Regions from separate parts of the Homo sapiens genome. Here region 2 is linked to region 1. Evidence: read pairs that join two places in POLR2A ChIA-PET (ENCODE). Cell type or tissue: A673. All regions are shown on one strand. Links, peaks and the distances in the headings refer to the core of each region. The heading gives the core; the rest is flanking DNA. Region 1 has its middle 640 kb from the start of TENM4. Region 2 has its middle 260 kb from the start of LINC02720.

Region 1 (10,372 bases), core at 3,010-7,009:
ACATGTGCACCTACAGAGTTTCTCATACAATGTCATGAGTGCTATGACCCCTAATTGAAATTCCCTGCCATGTAGAATCAGCTACTGACCCCTTCGACTGGCCTCTTTGTGGGGTCAGGACCCCTCTGACTCCCACCCACAGGCAGGTACTAAGTGTTTTCTGCCATAAGAACCATGGCTGGCCTGGCTGGATGCGGTGGCTCACGCCTGTAATCCCAGCACTTTGGGAGGCCGAGGCGGGTGGATCACGAGGTCAGGAGATCAAGACCATCTTGGCTAACGCGGTGAAACCCCGTCTGTACTAAAAATACAAAAAAATTAGCCGGGCATGGTGGCGGGCGCCTGTGGTCCCAGCTACTCGGGAGGTTGAGGCAGGAGAATGGTGTGACCCAGGAGGCGGGGCTTGCAGTGAGCTGAGATTGCGCCACTGCACTCCAGCCTGGGCGACAGAGCAAGACTCCATCTCAAAAGAAAAAAAAAAAGAACCATGGCAAAAATAAATGGTGACTTGTTAAACAGCTTTATCATATGATTTGCCTTCTATACTCTAATGTCTCAAAGTTATAACTGACTAGATGAAGCTCATGAGGAAAATAACCCATTTGACTTGGCTTATACTTCCAAGAGTGAGCTATTCTCCAAGAAGCCAGAATCTAGCTCAGGAGCCTCTCTCTCAAACAAATGTGAGTTATGCAGCTTCTGTCTGTAGGGCACTGTGCATTTCCTCTCCACTGCTGCACAAGATGCTTCTTAGCCGTAGCTATTGAATTAATCAATCAAATTTCATTTTTATTACACCATTCTGGAAAATCCACTCGTACCCCTTTCCAGTAATACTGAAAAGAAAAATAATCCATACCACTCAATTAAGAATAAAACATATGTCTTCTTGATGATGTCTGAGTGGTGGCAATTCCAGTGGTCATTGTCTCTTGAAGTTACTCAGCATTAAAGCCAAGATAGACTACCAGGGTATACCTGCAAGCAGATAAGTTTCATTACAACCACTAAAAGAAAAAAAAAAGAAATATTTATAAAGTAAGGGGTCTCCAATGACCCAGTATCTATAGCCAGAAGCAATAATAATAACATGCATTTAGTGAGCACTTTCCCTTCTAACTGTTCAAAGAGCTGCACCAACTAATATTTAATTCACCTCCACCACAGCCATCTGATTTATAACTTCTCCAGGGCCCAGGACTTGAGTAAAGAAGATTACTCAGGCAGTCAGCAATGGTCTTGGCTGCTTAAATAGCCAAGGTTATACATTTACTGGCATTACAAGAGAGGAATCCAGAATCTAGAATAAGGGAAGGGATGGATGTTTTTGCTGGTGTAGAATCAGGCTCGTTGTCAAGAGAGGAGTGCCCCAGAAGTAAGAGCTCACCAAGAAGACTCATGGGAGGCATCACCCTGTAATAACCCAGCCATGGGTTGGCATTCTTAGCCTTATGGCTCCATAAACTCCACCTTGTTAATGGCCTGGAGTTGACATAACTCAAGGGAATTGCCTGATCATAACCTAACTCATAATACACAAATTCAAATGAAATCAGACTACCTATCAATGTGTTCATCTAAAATGCACAAATATTTCTTTGAGTGACTAAAGGGCAGTGTTTGCTCACGAGACATCTGTCTGGTTCCCTTGTACCAAAAAACAAACAAAACAAAACAAAAAGCAAAAAACTTGGGAGCTAACATAGTGATTGATGAATATAGAATCAAAGACCACTTTTTTTGTGTTCCTTGAAGGCAATTAGAGACAGTTATTCTCCCTCTTTTCTTCCCTATTTCCTTTTTACTCTCCCTCTATTTTTGTTTCTCATATCTGTGGGTCTTTTGATACAAAATTTTCTCCACCTGTAATACTGCCTTTGCTTACATATGTGTATGTGTGTGCACATGCACGCACACACACACTTGTAAGCACACATATGCACACACATACACACACACACACACTTTGGCCAACACCTATCATTCCTTAAATGTCAGCTTCCTATTAAATAATATCTGAGGCCCTCATACCAGGTTAAGTTCTATTATGTACTCCCACAGCACCACACATTTCTCTCTTTTGTAGCATTTATCATGTGGCATTTTAGTTAACTTTTATTGTCCATGAGATTGTAAGTTCCCTTTGGGCAGAGATGGGTAGCGTCTGGTTCACCATCCTCTCCATAGCACCTAACAAGGTACCTGGCATATCTGATATGTATTGAGCTCTTAACAGCAAGAATACAAATTATAGATAACATATTTAAAGCATTCAGATGTGCCAGGCACTAGCCTAAGAACTTTGCATGTATTATGTAATCTTCACAACTTGCATTTATGTACCATGGTCAGCATTTTCAAAAAAGGAAAATGAAAACTGCAAAGATGAAGTCACTTTCTTAGTTTGGGTACCTCAGAAACAAATTCTGAAAATAGGATTCAAGTGCAAGTAGTTTGAGAGATTTCTCAGGAAACGTCCATGGGGGAGTAGAGGAGTGAGACAGGAAAAGGAAAACAGCCAACAAAGGGTGCTTCATCTAGTCAGATACCACTGTGGGTAACTAGAACTCAATGCCATGGGGAAACGCCAGCAGCCAGCGCAGAACACTTACATGAGAGTTATCCCATCAGAAAAGCAAGGGAGATGGGGTATCTATATACCACCTTCCATCAGTCATTGGCTGAGGTCTGCTAAGAATAGGTTTCGAGGGCATTATTCCCCAGCCCTCCAGCCTGCTGTGTGCATGCAGGCACAACAGGCTCCAGCCATCAGAGAGAGCACTGGAGGAGTTGGAAGGCAGGAGAAGCGCCCTTCTGTAAGAAGAACTAAGACATATAGGAAGATAGCAGCTGCCAAGGTACACACTCAAGTTCCATTTTTAATCAGGGACAACACTGGGATGGGAACCTGAGGCTATTTGACTCCAGAGTATACGTTTTTAATGACTATTTTCATACCTATAAGTTAGGTAAATGAATAAAAAGAAGGAAAAAGGAACAAAGAGAAGAAATAAAGATTATCAGGAAGAATTTTTCATGAGAGCTAAGATTAGCTCTGATGAAGCTTTTCTCTCCCCAAAGAGAAAATGCTTTTCTAGCAACTGGGGTGTTGATGCTTTCTGGGTTCAGTGTCTCTCTTCGTGGGGAGCATTGCACCGCTCTGTCAATTTTCTTTCTCTTTATACTTCCCATGGTAAAGGAACCCCTCTGCTTTGGTGCTCTATGTTCTTCCTGGAGATATGATAATATGCTGATTTGGCTACAGTCAAGTCTTGACCTATCCTGGGAGCCGTGCTGTTTCTATGGTGATTGCCCATATATCAGCTGTCAGCTGTTATTCATTGATTTTCTTGGTCAAAAGCTCAGATTACTGAGGGCACTATTTATGGTTGCCAGAAAGCCCTGTATCCTGCCCATATATTTCTTCTCTTCTATTCTCTTCCTCCCCTCATATTCATCATCTCATTCCATGCAGGCTTCAGAATTAGATTGCAGCCCCAAATTTAGTTAATCTATTTTATTGGTGAGATAATGGTGTCTCTCTCACAATGTGATAGCTGTGTCTTGAGAATAGTCATTTGTTAATTCAGTTCTTGTTAATCAAATCTTTTTGTAAAGCAAATAATCATGTCCTACAGGTCATCGTCTCAGTCACACCACTTAGCCAGTGCTTGTATACCATCTGTACATTTGTTTACTTGTGAAATGAAGCCTATGTCCAGCTCCACACATGTATATTGAGCACCTACTATGTGCCAGTCACTGTGGTTGTGACCAAGATGTGAATAGGATATTTTCCCTGTTTTTAAAGTCTGGTGGGAGAAACACATAAAAATGTGGCCAGGCACGGTGGCTCACGCCTGTAATCCCAGCACTTCGGGAGGCCAAGGCGGGTGGATCGCCTCAGGTCAGGAGTTCAAGACCAGCCTGACCAGCATGGAGAAACCCCATCTCTACTAAAAATACAAAATTAGCTGGGTGTAGTGGTGCATGCCTGTAACCCCAGCTACTCCAGAGGCTGAGGCAGGAGAATTGCTTGAACCTGGGAGGCAGAGGTTGCAGTGAGCCAAGATTGCGCCATTGCACTCCAGCCTGGACAACAAGAGCAAAACCATCTCAAAAAATAAAAATGAAAATAAAATTAAAAAAATAAAAGTGTGATGTCAGTACCTGGTGATATGCAGTATCAAATAGTTAAGCATGAGTCATATAAAAAGGATGTACAAGATAAAACAGCCTAAAGCAAGGAAAGGAAGTCAGAGAGGTTACACAGGGACGTAATATCTGTGGTATTGGGTTGAAAAAACATTCCAGCTTGTAAAAAGCCTAAGGTGTGAGCATGAATATTTCTTTCAGGTAATTTCGAAAGGTCCCATTGGATCAAAAAGTGGAGTGGCAGGTGGGTGTGCTTATCATTCCCCATTTAGACTCCTCTCACTCTCCCTCCACCAGTGTCAGTTCAACCCTGTGCCTTGGGAGGCCCACTTCTCTGAACTGCCTTTGTAACTTGAGCTAATTCCTCATTGAGGAGCCTGGTGAGTTAAACCTGGACTCTTTTGCCAGGTGAGATAACTGAACTTGATTCTACAGGCCGGTTGCTTGTCAAACTGTGTTCCATAAACTACTTAGATTAGAGTGGGGCAATGAATCAGGGAGCAGGGTGCAAGCAAGTGCTAAACTCTGCCTCTGCTGAAGTAGCTGTGCTTACTGGTGCTTTAACATGAAATTTGTGGGGCAGAATTTGCCGAACAAATACCACTGGAAGGAAGGAAGGAAGGAAGGAAGGAAGGAAGGAAGGAAGGAAGGAAGGAAGGAGAGAAGAAGGGAGGGAGGGAGAGAAGGAGGGAGGGAGGGAGAGAAGGAAGGAGGGAGGAAGGAAGGAAAGAAGGAAGGGAGGGAGGGAGGGAAAGAAGGAAGAGAGGGAGGACGGGAGGGAGGGAGGAAGGAAGGAAGGAAGGAAGGAGAAGGGAAGGGAGGAAAAGAGAGAGGGTGGGAGAAAGAAGGATCTCATGGTAATTTGCAGACATAGAATTTGAAAAGTTTGATTCTAGGGAGTAAAATTATCTTGTATGTAATTTAGAAAAAGCCTTCTGGCATAAGAATAGAAAATGAAGTAAAGGAAGTGAAACTGAGAAAGGAAAATCAGTGAGGAGGCTATTGACAGACTTAGAAGAGGTGATGAGCCCTAATCTAGATTTGTATTTGTTTTTATGGAGCGGAAAGATTGGAATCCAGGTACAATTAGGCGTACCGTCAGCAGGATTTAGTGAGGGATTGGATTATGGAAAAATAATAATAACATGCACCCATAGGGTTGTTGGAAAGGTCATATTTATGAATGTGTTTTAAACTGCAGAGAGTAGTGGAAAAATTAATTATGAGTATTATTTCAACTAGATCATATCTCTCTTTATTCCCAGATAGTGTTCTTTCCATGCACTCCTCCTATGATTCATTGTAAATTGAGCTTTTCACTAATTGGATTTGTGGAAAGCAATAGAGAATGCCATTTGGCTACTTCCTCTTTAGGGAGTGTTAATATTCAAATCTCCAGGTCATTATTTAGAATACCCAGTTCCAACAAGGGAAATTTAAAGTTTCATCTCATATTAATCTCTAAAGCAAGCTCTCCTTTGCCTCCAGATGAGCAAATATTTGAACTGGAGAAAGAGGATCTTTTCTGCGACTTACAACAAGTCTTTGACCAAATTATCCAATGGTGGTAGATTCTGATATCCTGAAGGGGCATATAAGAATATTGGCTTATAATCTATGTTATTAATGATAAGGAGCCTGATGATGAAGATGATAATGATAATGACTCTAATAATCATTATATTTACCATATTTTAATACCTATTGTGTGCCAGTAAATAAGCTAAACACTTTCTGTACATTGTTTAATTTAATAATGCTCAATGTTATGATAATTTTACAGTTCAGAAAACTGAGGCTCAAAAATTTTAAGTAACCTAAATTGATTCAGTTGGTAAAATATAGAACAGAGATTTAATCCCAGCCCAGTTTTCCTTGTTCCACATCCCATGCTCCTTGTTCCTAGGCAGGTGAATCAAGTATCAAGGCTTCTCTGTCTCCTTACTCCCCAGTCTTACCAACTGAGGCACCAGCCTTATCTCCAGGCAGAAAGTATTTTCCCTAAACGTTTTGGCCTTGTCCACACTAGAGTGGATTTTCCTGATTGGGGCCATCAATACACTGAGCAGACCTCTCTAAGCAGAGAAAGTGACAGGGCTTTACCCAAGAACAAACAAAATGACATTGTCTGTCACTCTCAGAAATGTAGGTTTAACGTGTCAGACTAGGCTAACTGGGCTGGTGGGAGACTGGGACATCCTACTGGCTTCTTATTAATGGGGATCTCAGAGAAATTTGAATTCTTTCAAAGCAGACACTAAAGCTATTTAACTGTGAGCTGAAACCTATGCACTGACATTGTATCTGGATCTTGGAGAGAATTAAGGATAGAACAAAGCCATTTTCTCATGAAGTTTTCAATTCTCCACCTCTACTTCTGAAGAGGTATATACCTCATCATTGTGTCTAGTTCCCAATTCCAGCCCTTTCCTTTCAGCTGCTTCAGAGTGGAGGCTCTGAATTCATCCTTGCTCAGCCATTTATCTACTAAGTAACCTTCAGTAAATTTCCAACTCCTCTAACCTAGTATTCCCATCTGTACAATGAGAATAATGACCACACCTTAGTAATGGGCATGATAAAATTTTATCCATTCAAGTGAATCAAAATTTTGTTATACACAAAAAACCCTTGGATTAATACTTAACACTTTATGAGAGCTTAATACATATTAGATAATAATATTATAATATATATGCATGTATACACATATAAACATACACACATATATGTATTGTATATGTATATATTTTTAGCTGTTGAAGTAGAAGCAAAACTTAACAGAGAATGCCTCAATTTGGAGTGCTTCCCTTCTATGAGTTCCCTGAGTCTTCATTTTCTCAATTATAAAATGAGAGAGAACAAACACAACTACTTTGATGTGTTCTTGTTATCATTATGTAATATGTATAAAGAGTTTAGCAGATACCTGACATTTAATAAATAAAATTTATTATTCTGAAGAAGGATATGGAGGCTTGTAAAGAGAATCAAAGATGAGTCAAGGGGACAATTTTAGCAAATGTTATTTTTCCCCCTTTTCTAAGAATACTTTTCAGATGTTCTACTTCCTCATATGTAAAATGGGGACAATAATTACTTGCTGATACATATATATTTTATCAGGTAAATATAGATGACTGATATAGATGCAATTTATATAGATGTAGAGACATAAGTATAGCTATATAGACATAACATGGTTAAGTGGCTAGAACAGTGCCCGGTGTACAGTGGCTACTAAATATACCTAAGTTTTCCTTTTTCCTTCTTTCTTCCTCCTGTCCTTCTCACCCATTTTATTTTGCCTAAATTTCTAAGTTCTAGATGACTTTTTACTGTATTATAATGATTCAGGGTGTCATACTTAACCCCTCTGTCCACACTAGACTAATTAGACTCTAAAATCCTTGGAAATAAGATCAATGTCTGGTTCATTTTGTGTCTTTCACAGTACCTACCAGGTACCTGGCAGACAGAAGATATGCTATAGATACATGTTTGCTGTGGTTTGAGTGTTCTTCCCCTCCCAAACTCAGGTTGAAATTTAATAGCCATTGTAACAGCATTGGGAGATAGGACCTTTGGCAGGAGCAGAGCCCTCATGAATGAATTAATGCTGTTATCTAGGGAGTGAGTTCCTTATAAAAGGATGAGTTTGGCCCCCTTTTGTCTCTCTCTCGTCCTCTCCTTACCCTTCCATTATGTGGTGCCTCTTACCATGTTATGATGGAGCAAGAAGGTCCTTGCCAGAAGCCTGCACCTTGATCTTGAACTTCCCAGCCTCCAGAACTGCAAGAAAAAAATTTCTGTTCATTATAAATGATTCAGTCTGTGGTATTCTGTTATAGAAGCACAAAATGGACTAAGACAATGTTGAATATGTGTTGTTTATCAGTAAAGTAAGAAGATAATTCATACTTACAAACTAAAGTGAGTGAGAGAAGGTTTTGAAGAAGGTTGTGAAAACAATTTTTGAATTGAGTGTTAAGAACCAAGTGTATTGTGAATGTTGACAACAATTATAAGATATAGAGTAGAAGGAGATGAGTAACATACTGATTGTCTACTGTATTTTAGGTTCTCTGCTACCCATTTTGACATACAATTACTTAGTCAACTAATCAACTTTATGACCTGGGCCATAACATTTTTCTTTCCCTCTAATGTAAGCCATACTAACTCACCACTACAACATTTTTGTACAGTTCCCTTTATATGTCCCTTATTTATGTCTATATGCCGTTTAGTATATACAGGTAATTATAGAATGGAAAAGGGATCTACAGTCCTACCAGACTATAATCCAGTGTCTCTGGTCATTTTCTTTTGTAAAGTCTTTGAAGAATCTGATGTATACAAAGAGTTTAAGAAAATACAGTCGTGTGTTGCTTAACAAAGGGATACATTCTGAGAAATGCATGAGAAAATTTCATTATTGTGTGAACATTATATAGTGTGCTTATACAAACCTAGTTGATATAGCGTACTACTACCTAAGCTATATAATATAGCCTATTCCTCCTACGCTATAAAACTGTAAGCATGTTACCATACTAAATCCCATAGGTAATTATAATATGATGCTAAATATTTGTGTATCTAAACATAACTAAACATAGAAAAAGTACAGTTAATATATGATATTATAAGCTTATGAGACCACCCTTGTATATTTGGTTTGTCATTGACCAAAATGTTGTTGTGTGGTGCATGACTGAAATTGTTGAAATAAGTACTGATGTAACTTTGAGGGGACAGTCCAGCCAGGGTCAAAGACTGAGCAAAGGAATTATTTTGTGCCTCTCACCTTGAACTTGGTTGTGAAGACAGAAAATGTTTATAAGACTTAGGGATAAGGGGCTTTGGAAAATTATCTGGAGATGGTGGGAAGGTTCTGGGTTCTTAATTTCAATTTTTCTGTGTTCTTCCTCCTCCTACACACAATCTCCCAACACTCCACACCCTCTCAAAAGGATGTAGATATATATAGATATATATATTTTTTTTGTTTGTCTCCCTCAAAATAGCCTTGATTTATTTAGACATACTATGAAACCACGAAATAGCCTTGGCTCCAGTATGTTATGTAATACATTTTCATAGTCAAGCACTAACTAGTAATTATGATAATAACTTATATATACTGAGTGCTTCATATGTGCCAGGCACTCCACTGTGGACTCCCACGTTGTTTAGGTCTTTTAACAACCAATGATTTATGTACAATTATTATCCCCATCTTACAGATGAGGAAATTGTTGGTTAGTAAAATGAAGAAACCTGCCGAAAGATAACTTCAAACAGCAGGTTTGGGATTTGAACACAAGCACTTTGACTCCAGAAACCATGTAATTACCCCTTCTTTATACCTTTTTGCTGTAGAATTATTCCAATCACCGAAACATTCACATTACTGTTATTGAGAACTGTAGGAGGCCAAGTGTTGCGTTATACAAAGAAAATGCAGGCATTAAAAGAAACAACCTATATCCTGAAGACTTGTAGAGTTTTAGAGCTACATGATGGTTGTTCTTTCGTTCCTCCATTGGATCCTTCAACATTTTTGAACATCTATTATTTTAAAGGCCTTGAGCTGGGTGCCAGGGATATAAAGATGAAAGAACAGAATTCATATCTTGATGAGCTCCTAATCTAGTACAAGGAAGGGAGTTACAATGCATGGAACAAATAGAATGCAGGAACCAGCATGGCCGCATCTCCAGCCCCAGTCCACCCCATGGGGACATGGCAAACTTGTCTTTCTGAGGTCAGATACAGCTTCAGAAATCTTTCAACACGAAGCTCCAGTTGATATAGTGTACTACTACCTAAGCTATATAATATAGCCTATTCCTCCTAGGCTATAAAACTGTAAGCATGTTACCATACTAAATCCCACTAATTAATTGGATTCAGTATTTGAAATGGAACCTGTTTGCTACTATAATCTAGTAAAATGGCAGACATGGAGGCATATATGAGTGAGTGGGTACTCAAGGGGATCATAGAGTTCCAGGGTCAGTCCTTAAAGAGTATCCAATCCAACCATCTCACTTTTCAAATGGGCAAAAGTAAAGTCCAGAAACAGGTAGCAAAAGAGAATTAGGTCAAGAACTCTGGTTCCCCATGCCCTTTCCTCCACATCACAGTTCTCTCTTGCTGAAATATCCTCTACAGTGAAGTGGGCTTCTGATGGAGTCAAAGAAAATGAGCC
Region 2 (10,372 bases), core at 4,177-8,176, 940 kb before region 1:
TTAAAACAGCAAATCTTGGTTGGCTTCTTCCCAAAGGTTAGTTTTGGCTATTTTTTTTCCCAGATGAGTTAGTAAGTGATTTTTACTGTCAGAATAATTATACACCTGTCAGCAATGATGATTCTATTTCTTCTAATTGATCTCCAGTGAATTCTTTGCAGTATTACATAGTTCTACTGTTAAGAAAAACACTAATGGTAAAACAAGCAAACTACTGCAAAAGGCAAAGAAAGCAGTGTAACTTGAGAATTTGCTATCTGGGACTATGTGGTCATTAGCTTTGATACAGAAAATTTTCCAGTCATTTTGAGATCCCTTACAACTGAGTCATTAGCTGGTAATAGGTATTTTATTAAAAGCATTATTTTTCCTTCAAGCAGCATCACTTAGAGTGAAAATTATTTGCCTGAAAACCAACTGAAACTTCATAGAACCCCTGCTTTAAATATATTGATTTTTAGTTAATATTTCATTGCATAGAGAAATGCATTGGTACCCAAGAGAATAAAAGCATAACCATAAAAAGGAGCTATCAAGGTGTATAGCAGCAACCCAATGCTTTTCTCTGTATTTCCTGGAATTTAGTCACCCTCCAGTGTTGCAGAATCCTTCATCTTCAAACTTTGCTCAACATGCAGTACTGGGGAAATGGATCAAAGCAATACTCAAACATGGCAAGCAATGTCTTACTTCTCTGTCTTTTACCTGCAATAAGCTTTCTCCTCTTCCCTGACTGATGAACTTCTGTTAATTCTTCAAAACTATGAACACACATCACCATGAAGCTCTTTATAACCCCTCCAAGCCACATGCACACCCTATTAGCAATCAGCATATATTCATCTTTATTGTGGCACATCTCAGACTAAGTGGTATGCTATCGCCAGTGTTATATTTCAAGCTTACCACAGTTCTTGGTCTATGGTATATTACACAAAAGAATTATCTTTCTTTTCCCGAAAGTCAACTTAACGTTTTTTTTCTTCTTTGCCTGTTTCTACTATCCATTCATTCCCACTTTTTATTCTTTATTTTCTTAATGCATCCTTTGCTTCTCTATCTAAATTTTAAGTTTCATGAAAATAAAAGAGCGTATTTTCTACACTATGACATTTCTATGAAGAATCTAAAGGAGAAAAAACAACCCTTCAATTTGTGTAGCATTTTATAGTTTAATTACTGTACTTATATTTGACTTTAAGCATTTATAATAATCCTGTGATGTTATTCCATTTTGCTCATGGGGAAGCAGAGCTCCATCATTTGTCCAGACTTACATTTGGCCAAATGCTTACATGATTCCAGAATTGGTAACTTACAATTAGGTTTTCTTAATCCAGCCCAGGGCCTACCTCTTGTGAACAAAGATTTTTTTTTCAATTACATATTTATTGAAAAGGCCAGCAAGTGTGACCAAATGGTCTTATATCATTACAAATTGTGTGTATTTAAATCAAAACACATTTTGTTCTGATTGTTCAACAAATATTCAATTGTAGAATATTATTTGAACCAGCAAAATACTTGATACAATTTAATTCCAAAATATAAAATAGTTTCTGTCTTTACGTTTTTTAAAGGTTAGGTGCTATACCTACTTCTAGGAGAAATAGGTAAATCACAGTCTAATCTCATAAAAAGACTAATCTTTGATATTTTTCACATAAAAATTATATATATTGACTGTAGAACATTGAGAAAGTACAAAAATATATAAAGCCATTAAGTCAAGACTAAACTGTAAACACTTGGTATATTTTATTTCAGATTTGTTATTAGTACCCATATTATATTGTTAATACAAGCTGTTAAATATTCTCAACAGAACTTTTGGGAGCCTAGGAAAGATGGTCATTCAGAGGTGTATTTTTTAAATTATTAATTACTATCAGTATTACAATTAGAAATCTAGCTCTCATGATGTTTTAAATTCATTTTGCTAACATTTAAGAAATTTATAATATGGCATATTTTGAAAGTTATTTCTAAATTGTCTTTGATAATATTAGTCAGTAACAAAGTTTTTCAAGATCCTTCAATTATTTTACATTGAATTTCTAAATTTAATGTACTTGATTTTCATTTTTAAGTACTTTAATTTTTCAACTTAACCAAAAAAAACTTTGGAAGTACTTAAATATACTGAGTTAAATTCACAAATATGAAGAATCTCAAGTTCTCTTAAATACAAGCTTAGCAATATTTCTACTAAAAATCACAACTAAATTAATTACTCCGTTATATATGTTTTTGTTTTTGTTTTTTGAGACGGAGTTTCATTCTTGTTGCCCAGGCTGGAGTGCAATGGGGCAATCTCAGTTCACTGCACCCTCTGCCTCCCGGGTTCAAGCAGTTCTTCTGCCTCAGCTTCCTGAATAGCTGGGATTACAGGTGCCTGCCACCACGGTTGGGCTAGTTTTTTGTATTTTTTAGTAGAGATTTCCCGACCTAGTGATCTGCCCGCCTCGGCCTCCCAAAGTGCTGGGATTACAGGCATGAGCCAACATTTGTTTTTAAAGAAGGATGTAAACTCACTGAAATGACAATTCAAATTCTTGGTAGAAGTCTAAATCTCTACTTACATCATAGTCTTGAGACTTAGCATATATAAAATCTTTGTAAATGCTAGAATTATTATCTATGTTGTGTTAGTATCATTTAACACAATGCTTGACATATGGCAAATACCTGGTTACATTTATGTCATGTGAATTAATAAATGGATTAATATAATTGGCATAGTCTATTTAATATCTATATTATAACCAAATATGCCGATCATTTAATATATGTGAATTTTTAAAATGAATGTGAGATGATTTTTAGTTTAGTTTTGGTTTTAGCATCTATTTAATTCAGAAAGCAATAAGACTTTGGGTATATTTTTCAAGAATTAATGGTTAGTCAATGAGGACTAATAACTGGGAACTTCTTGTGCACTCAACTCCTTCCTCTGATCATTAATCCTGCAGGGATTCTTTATGCCTTGATCATTATAGTTTAATAAGAGATGCCTATGTTACAGGAGGAAGCATAAAAAATGAAAGATCACCAGACTTCAACATCTGAGACCCAAACATTCACAAGACTCCATATTAATCAACTCTGGAGAGCAACATCTAAACTCAATGATGAGCAAAGAGAGAGGAGTTGATTGATTCCTTGAAGCAATTCTGCTTTGATAACCCCTTGATGTTGGTTTGACTCATGCTCCTGTCATCATGAAGCCCCCTATTGTGTGAACTAATTGAAACCTCACAAAATGGTGTCACTTGAATAGCATTACTCCTGCCTGATTGTAAGCAACTCTAATTCCCAATGTCAAGATCACATTTCACTTCACAGTTATATGGATCACAACATGAGAGGGATTAATTTCTGGTTGATTACCCTCTGCAGCTATAACATGAAATGCAATTCATAGCAAGTGGGCTCTTCGCATGTTTGCTAATCTGCCACATTGGCAATTGTTTTGAGGATCCTCTGAAGAATTCTAATGAGCATTTAAAAGAAAGTATGCTTATGAAATATAAGCCAATGATGCAAATAATGTTAAAAATGGTATTTTGTGAGATTATATATATTTTTGTGTGCTGTGTGTGTGTGTGTGTGTGTGTGTGTGTGTGTGTTTACAGGATTAATTCAATCAATACTCTTGCAGTTTGCTGAACACAATATTCAGTATATAGTGCATTCAGATAAATCTTTTGGGGGATGTAAAAATTTAAGAAATAAAATTGTGACAAGTGATATCCTAGTGTAAGAAATAGGATGTTGAATAGCAAAGTTCCTTAAAGTATCTAAGAACTCCTGTAACGAGAGGTGATGGTATCGCTGGGGCAATGTCTACAACCAAATTTAGAAAGTTAGAACATTCACAGGATATTATCATAAGATAAAAAATTATCATATTTGGATATTTGAAGGAACTTGCAAGATTCCACCAAATATACACACGTAAGGCTTTTATTTAAAGGCAAAGGATATGTATGGCAATAGATAGTGCAATCAGGTATCATTGGTAGAGAAACATTCTTAAAAGCTTAAGCTTTCTGGGGTCCTTATGTATACATGGAAACCTTTTGTCTACAGAGTGAACCACCAAGAACTGTGCTGTGAAATCTTGGCTTCAAAAGAACTCAAAGTAGAAATTTCTAGTGAGTTTTCCCTCCTGTTGTCACAGAGACCAGCCAGGCTATCTTATCTGTTGTACCATATGAAGCCATCAGTAAACAAACTGACCCTACCCCATCCTTGTGGAATTTCTGATTTTAACAAGAACATGATCAATTACACTGCCCTTTATTTGACCAATTGTCAAAACCACACATCCAGACATTTCAGGAGATAAGCATAGTTTACCCATTTCAGTTGTAAAATAACTCTGTTCTTTAAAAATAGTAGCGGTACTGATAATAATAAGTAGCTGTATGACTTATCTACTGCTACTGTAACAAATTGCTACAGTCTTAATTGGTTAAAAAGCAACACAGATTTATAGTTCTGGAGACTAGAGCTCCAAAATTGTTTCTAAATAACATTTGTAAAAGGCCTAATAGAGTTTGTTCTATCTTACATGCTAAACAAATGAGAACTTTTCATATCATTTTTGGGATCTTCAGAGTACGATATTCAACTATTTAAATTAATATTGTATCTTGTGTGTGTCAACAGTTGAATCTTAACAAAAATTAAGATTCAGTTCCCTTTAAGTTGTCCTGTGTGTTTAATTACAGTATTTTAAAAAATCAATCATTATATTTATAGGAACTCATATATGAGACATCTTTATCTCCCCCACCACACGCATGCACACAAAATATATCTTTCCCTTGGTTAATCCACTTCTACACAATACCAACACAGCTGCTTTAACACTGAGTAATTCAGTAAAACAACTAGAATAATTTGGGTCCAGAAAACATTCACAAGCCATATTGACTTAAGGAATTGTGTGAATATTTAAGTAAGACCCCTGAAAAGTTGGACCTTTGTTAAAGGTAGATAGTCTTCTGTTTTTCATTGAATAGGATTTTGTTTTACACAAAAAGCAATGAGTCAACGTTTTAGAAAACCTATAGAAATTCTTACGATTTTATAAATAAGAATCAGAATATATTCCCCTTTAAGAGGTCCACTATTAATTTTCTCTTGTCCTAATTCCTTTATCATCCTGGAAACATTGTAATTAACATACCTATGGATGTATTTCATCAGCTTTTTATGACTCTGACAAATTTGCTTCTAATAAACTATAGCAAGTATTTATCCAACTATCTACCACTATGTTGTGTCAATCACCAGATTCTTTACATGTTTTTAAACTGAAAAGAAATTTTGTTTATCGTTTGTTTCAAAAATTTAAAAGGGCTCAGCAGGCAATTTGCATATGCCACTAGTTTAACTGAGCAAGGATTAGCAAATTAAATCTTAATTAGCGAATTTTTGCATAATTTTAGGGAAATTATATGCTTTGCGCAGATGACAGGTGGGAGGTAAGACATTTAGCTTGCATTGAATTGAAGTCTTCCTTGACTTTATGAATTTTAATAGAAAAATAACATTTAACAGTTAAAATATGTGTCAAACTGAATAGAGCCTATCTGGAGCCACTAAAATAAGAAATTACTTTTTGAAAGAAAACCAGTGATGAGCATTTAAGTATTCCTAATAATGCACATATAAGAAATATTTTGAAATTGAAAAGGAATTTTTTCCAACAGGTTTTATGGTTTATAGTATGTGTTCTGCCTTATAATATAATAATTAATGGAATGTGAATAATAATTCACAGTTTGCACATATAGTTACAATAAAGTCACAGTATTAAATCTGTATATGGGAGAGTAGGTAGTGCTGTGCCACAGTAATTATAATCGTACCAACTCACATGAGCAGGGGACTTGTGTGGCACACAGCAGTCTTCTGATGCTTTGACCTGATGCCCTCAAGACCAGCTTCACCTTTGTGCTGCTTCCTGTTTCTGGACTCTTTTCTCTCTACTCTCCACACTTAATCTTGTTATCAAATTATCCTTTAAAGTTCCAGCTGAACATCTGTATACAGGAGGACTTTACTTATCCTGCTCTATCTTACCAATGATCTAACTCCCTTCTGTGTCTCCATAGTTCCATGTGTATCTGTTTTTTTCAATCATTTCACTAATCACACTATACTACAATTGCTAATTCACTTCACTCTCCTTACAAGACCCTTGAAAGCAAGAACTATATTTGATCCACCTTTGCACCTTTTCAACAGGGATTTGTTGAATAAATTAAGAAAGGAACCTTTACTGTCATATTTTAACCACCTAATTTCAGTTTATTTCAGTCGTTTTATTGAAAATTATTCTCAAAATCATTTTTGAAAGAAAGCTATGAGTTTAATATTTTATTATAAGGACAAGTTTCCGTGACTTAACATTGCATTGTTTATTCTAGGCATACTCATGTAAGTCATGACATGCTTTAATGACTTCTGTATTCCAGTAGACACTAAAGGTCAATGAAAGCAGAAACTTTTCTCTGGTAGCTGCTCTATCCTCAAAGCCAAGAACATAGCCTAGAATGTAGCAGGTAGGTAATCAGTAAATAATTTTTGAATAAATAAAGGAATTATTTAATGAAATATAAAAGCCAAGAAAAGACAGGAAGAAAAACAGGAAGGAAGAAAGGAAGGAAGGAAGGGAGGGAGGGAGGAAGTGAAGCATTACCGAACTTATAAAGGGCAGACCATTGCTTGATTTATTACCTAACAGGATGTTCAAGAATGACAGGCACATGTTATATATATTTTTGTTAAGCAAATAAATGAATGAATAATATCGAATACGATAATATGGATTACAATTTAGTTCAGGCATTTGAAATGATTTTTATGGATGTAGTTTTAAAAATCAGTTTTATGAATTTCTGCTTCAAGTACTTGTAATATTTCATAGTAAGATCTAATACTTATCCTGACTCCCACATTTTCTCTTTAGTTTTTCAATTTCTGCTTATAATTTTATTCTAATAGTTAATTCTGTAAAGGACACTACACGTTTTATTTCTGTAATAGATATTTGTATTGTATATGTTATTCAGACATTTTATTTTTGCTAAATATTTCTTTCTACTGTCATGTTTGGTAAGTTTGCAGTTATTTCCATGTGTTTGCCTCTAACTGTGCATAAATAGTTTTGCCTTTTTTCCCCTTGATGAAAGCAAACAAACCTTATTGCTTCTGGTATGGAATATGAATTTAATTTAAATTAAATAAGGAAATAGCCTTGATATGTTGGTTTTAAAAATGCATGTCAACATTTGGCATTTGGATATTCTATGTAAATGCAAGCTTTTAACAGAATTTCAATTGAACAAATTATAGTTTTGACTGTAATTTATGGGAACTATTTAAATATCTACAACTTATAGCCAGTGTTTCCTAAATTATTCATGAATTACTAATTACCCTCTTTCAGCCACAGGAGATGCAAATACATTTTCACAGAGAAGAAATACTAAAAACTCCAAGGGCCATTTGGTTAAAAATAAATAATGACATTGAATGCTTTACTAACAGAAGGCGGCACCACTTTACATTGACCTGCTAATTTTTGATGAAACTATCCTTGTTTAATGAAAACTGGAAATTTTAAGAAAATAACCTTGGAATGCACAACTGGCCTTACATGAAGGCAGAATATGTGGTCATCTTCGTGAAAAGCAGCTCAGCACAAAAAACTTGAGTTTGATACCAAGCCCATTTGGATTTGATTCCTGCTTCCTGCTTCACCCCTGACCCTGATTAATCCTAGGACCTTGGGCAAGTTGCTTAAATTCTAATTTAATGTTTTTTGTTTTTTGTTTTGAGACATAGTCTCACTCTCTTGCCCAGGCTGGAGTGCAGTGGCACCATCTCGGCTCACTGCAACCTCTGCCTCCTGGGTTCAAGCAATTCTCCTGTCTCAGCCTCCCAACTAGCTGGCTTTACAGGCATCCACCACCACACCTGGCTATTTTTTTTTTTGGACTTTTAGTAGAGATGAGGTTTCATCATGTTGGCCAGGCTGGTCTCCAACTCTTGGCCTCAAGTGATCCTTATCAGCCTCCCAAAGTGCTGGGATTACAGGCATGAGCCAGTGCACCTGGCTTAAATTCTATAAGCCTCAGTTTCTTCATCTGTAAAAGTAATATAATAATACCTACATCAAAATGTTCATAAGTTTAAGGAAATAATGTTGGAACATGGGTTCAGTGCCTGATATGTAATCTATTGTTTTAATGATGATAATTATATTCATGAGGAAGGTCTGATTTGGACTTAGTGAGAAAAAGTCGGATGGCCAAACACAGCATTTCCCCTGATACCATAGTAACTAATATTAGATTTTACATAGTCACAAGAATTAATTGTGACAATGCTAATTTACCTAGAGGAAGAAAGATATAAAATTGCAAAACTATAGCATTTTAGCATGTTACTTCCCTATTAAATATTGAAAATATGGAAAAATACAGGATTTAAAATCAAAAGATCTGGACTTGTGAATGGGCTCTACTTAATAACTTGATAACTTTAAGATTATTAGGTGAACATAGTAAGAAAATATGCCTCATAATGCTTTCATCATTCCAACAAACGTGTATTGAGTCTCTATTACCAAATCTGTGACTCCTTTCCTTATGGCGTATAATATCTGTAAGGGAGATATTAATAAAAAATAATTTACCAAACATAATACTTACAAGGGTAGAAAACAAATTGTAAGCTAAAAATGGGTCAATAAATGGAAAAAATTATTTTATCTTGAATTTAATTATAGATTCTCAGAGGAGGCAACTAATGCTTGATCAAGGACTTAAAACAAATGGAAAGATATGTCACATTTTAAAATATAATGACTAAACATAAGCATAACCACTCTCCCGAAGTTGATTCATAAATGTATTGTGAAACCTTCACCAAATCACTTTATTAATCAATTTACCTATTGCTATATGACCCCCCAAACCAGACTTATTCTAAAATTTATATGAAAAATAATATTAAGAAAAACTCTAGAAAGAAAAAAGCAATAAAGAATTAACCCTACTAGATATTAAGACATATTATATAAAATCTTATTTATCAAAAGAATTGCATATTGGCACAAAAATAGACAGATCAATGGACAAATTTAAGTACAGAAAGAGATACAAATATATGTGGTGAAGATAGCATCTCAAGTCAAATGGAAAAATGAACTTTTAAATAAATGCAGTTGGACAATTGGGTAGCCTTTTAGAAACGGCTAAAGTTGGATCCATCCCTAATATTGAGAACCAAGGAAAATCCAAATGAATGAAAAATTTAAATATGAACACAAAATCTTATAAATATTAGAAGGAAAAAAAAGGCTAATTCCTATATAATTCTGTAGTAAGGAACATTTTTCTGTCTTTTAAAATCAGGAATCCATAAACGAATGATAAGATAAAAATGCCATAGTCAAAGTCAAATAAAAACCAGGGAAAGATATATTACTCAAAGTATAGATTAAGTGGTAATTTTCATTATAGATGAAAAACAGGAAATTATAGAAATTCACAAAAGACAATTGAAAAATATCTAAAACTATAAATAATGTACAGAAAAATATATAAATGGCTTATAATCATGGAAAATGATGCTAAACGTAAATGATTATCCGAAAAATTAAAGTTGAAACCATACTGAGATGACACAACTATGAAAGTCGCAAAAACACAAAAGTTGAGCAATACAATCTATTGATGAGACTGTGGGAAAACTAGTACTCTGGAAACATGGCCAGTAGGAGCACAAAATGGTACAGCATGCAGAGTAATTGTAGATATCTACTAAAAATACGACTGCATTTACCTGTATACATGATAATCCAACCTCTGTGAATTTACCTTAGTGACACACTTGCATGTACATGAAATAACGTACATATAAGTTGTTAATTTCAGCATTTTAAAACTAATCAGTTAAACATACAATGGTCTAATCACTCTAAAATATTTTGTGATAAAAAAGAATAAGAAAGCTCTCCTTGAACTGACATGAAACATTTTCCAGGATTTACTGTTGAACTAAGAGAAAGGAAGAAAGAGGGGAACAATGAGAGAAAGAGGGAGAGGAAGAAGGAAGGAGGGGAGCAAGGAACAAATGCTGTATGTAGTATTGATTTAGTCTATTTTGTGCTACTATATCAGGGTACCACAGACTGGATAATTTATAATGAATGAAACCTTTTTTCTCACAGTTGTGGAGTCTGGGAAGTCCAAGATCAAGGTGCAGGCATCTGGTGAGGGCCTTCTTGCCACATCATTACATGGCAGAAGGGCAGAGGCAAAAAAGGGCCAAACTTACCCTTTTGTAA

Evidence for each region. ChIA-PET counts read pairs that join two places held together with the same protein. Peaks named below come from ENCODE experiments on the same cell type or tissue, not always from the same donor. Only the 100,000 strongest peaks of a DNase experiment are listed, where the experiment ranks them.
Region 2: POLR2A ChIA-PET joins it to region 1 with 7 read pairs; 2 of 35 experiments call an interaction of 5 or more read pairs at or near these places.

What each region holds. Positions count from the first base shown.
Region 1 is chr11:80,077,752-80,088,123 of GRCh38, reverse strand. No RefSeq gene overlaps it. Among named protein-coding and RNA genes, the nearest start is that of TENM4, 640 kb to the right of the region's middle. In A673, for the core only: no CTCF peak of the experiment used is centred there; DNase peaks (open chromatin) are centred at 4,773 and 5,503.
Region 2 is chr11:81,019,108-81,029,479 of GRCh38, reverse strand. No RefSeq gene overlaps it. Among named protein-coding and RNA genes, the nearest start is that of LINC02720, 260 kb to the right of the region's middle. In A673, for the core only: no CTCF peak of the experiment used is centred there; DNase peaks (open chromatin) are centred at 6,069, 6,649 and 7,329; H3K4me3 peaks cover 884 bases; H3K27ac peaks cover 3,875 bases.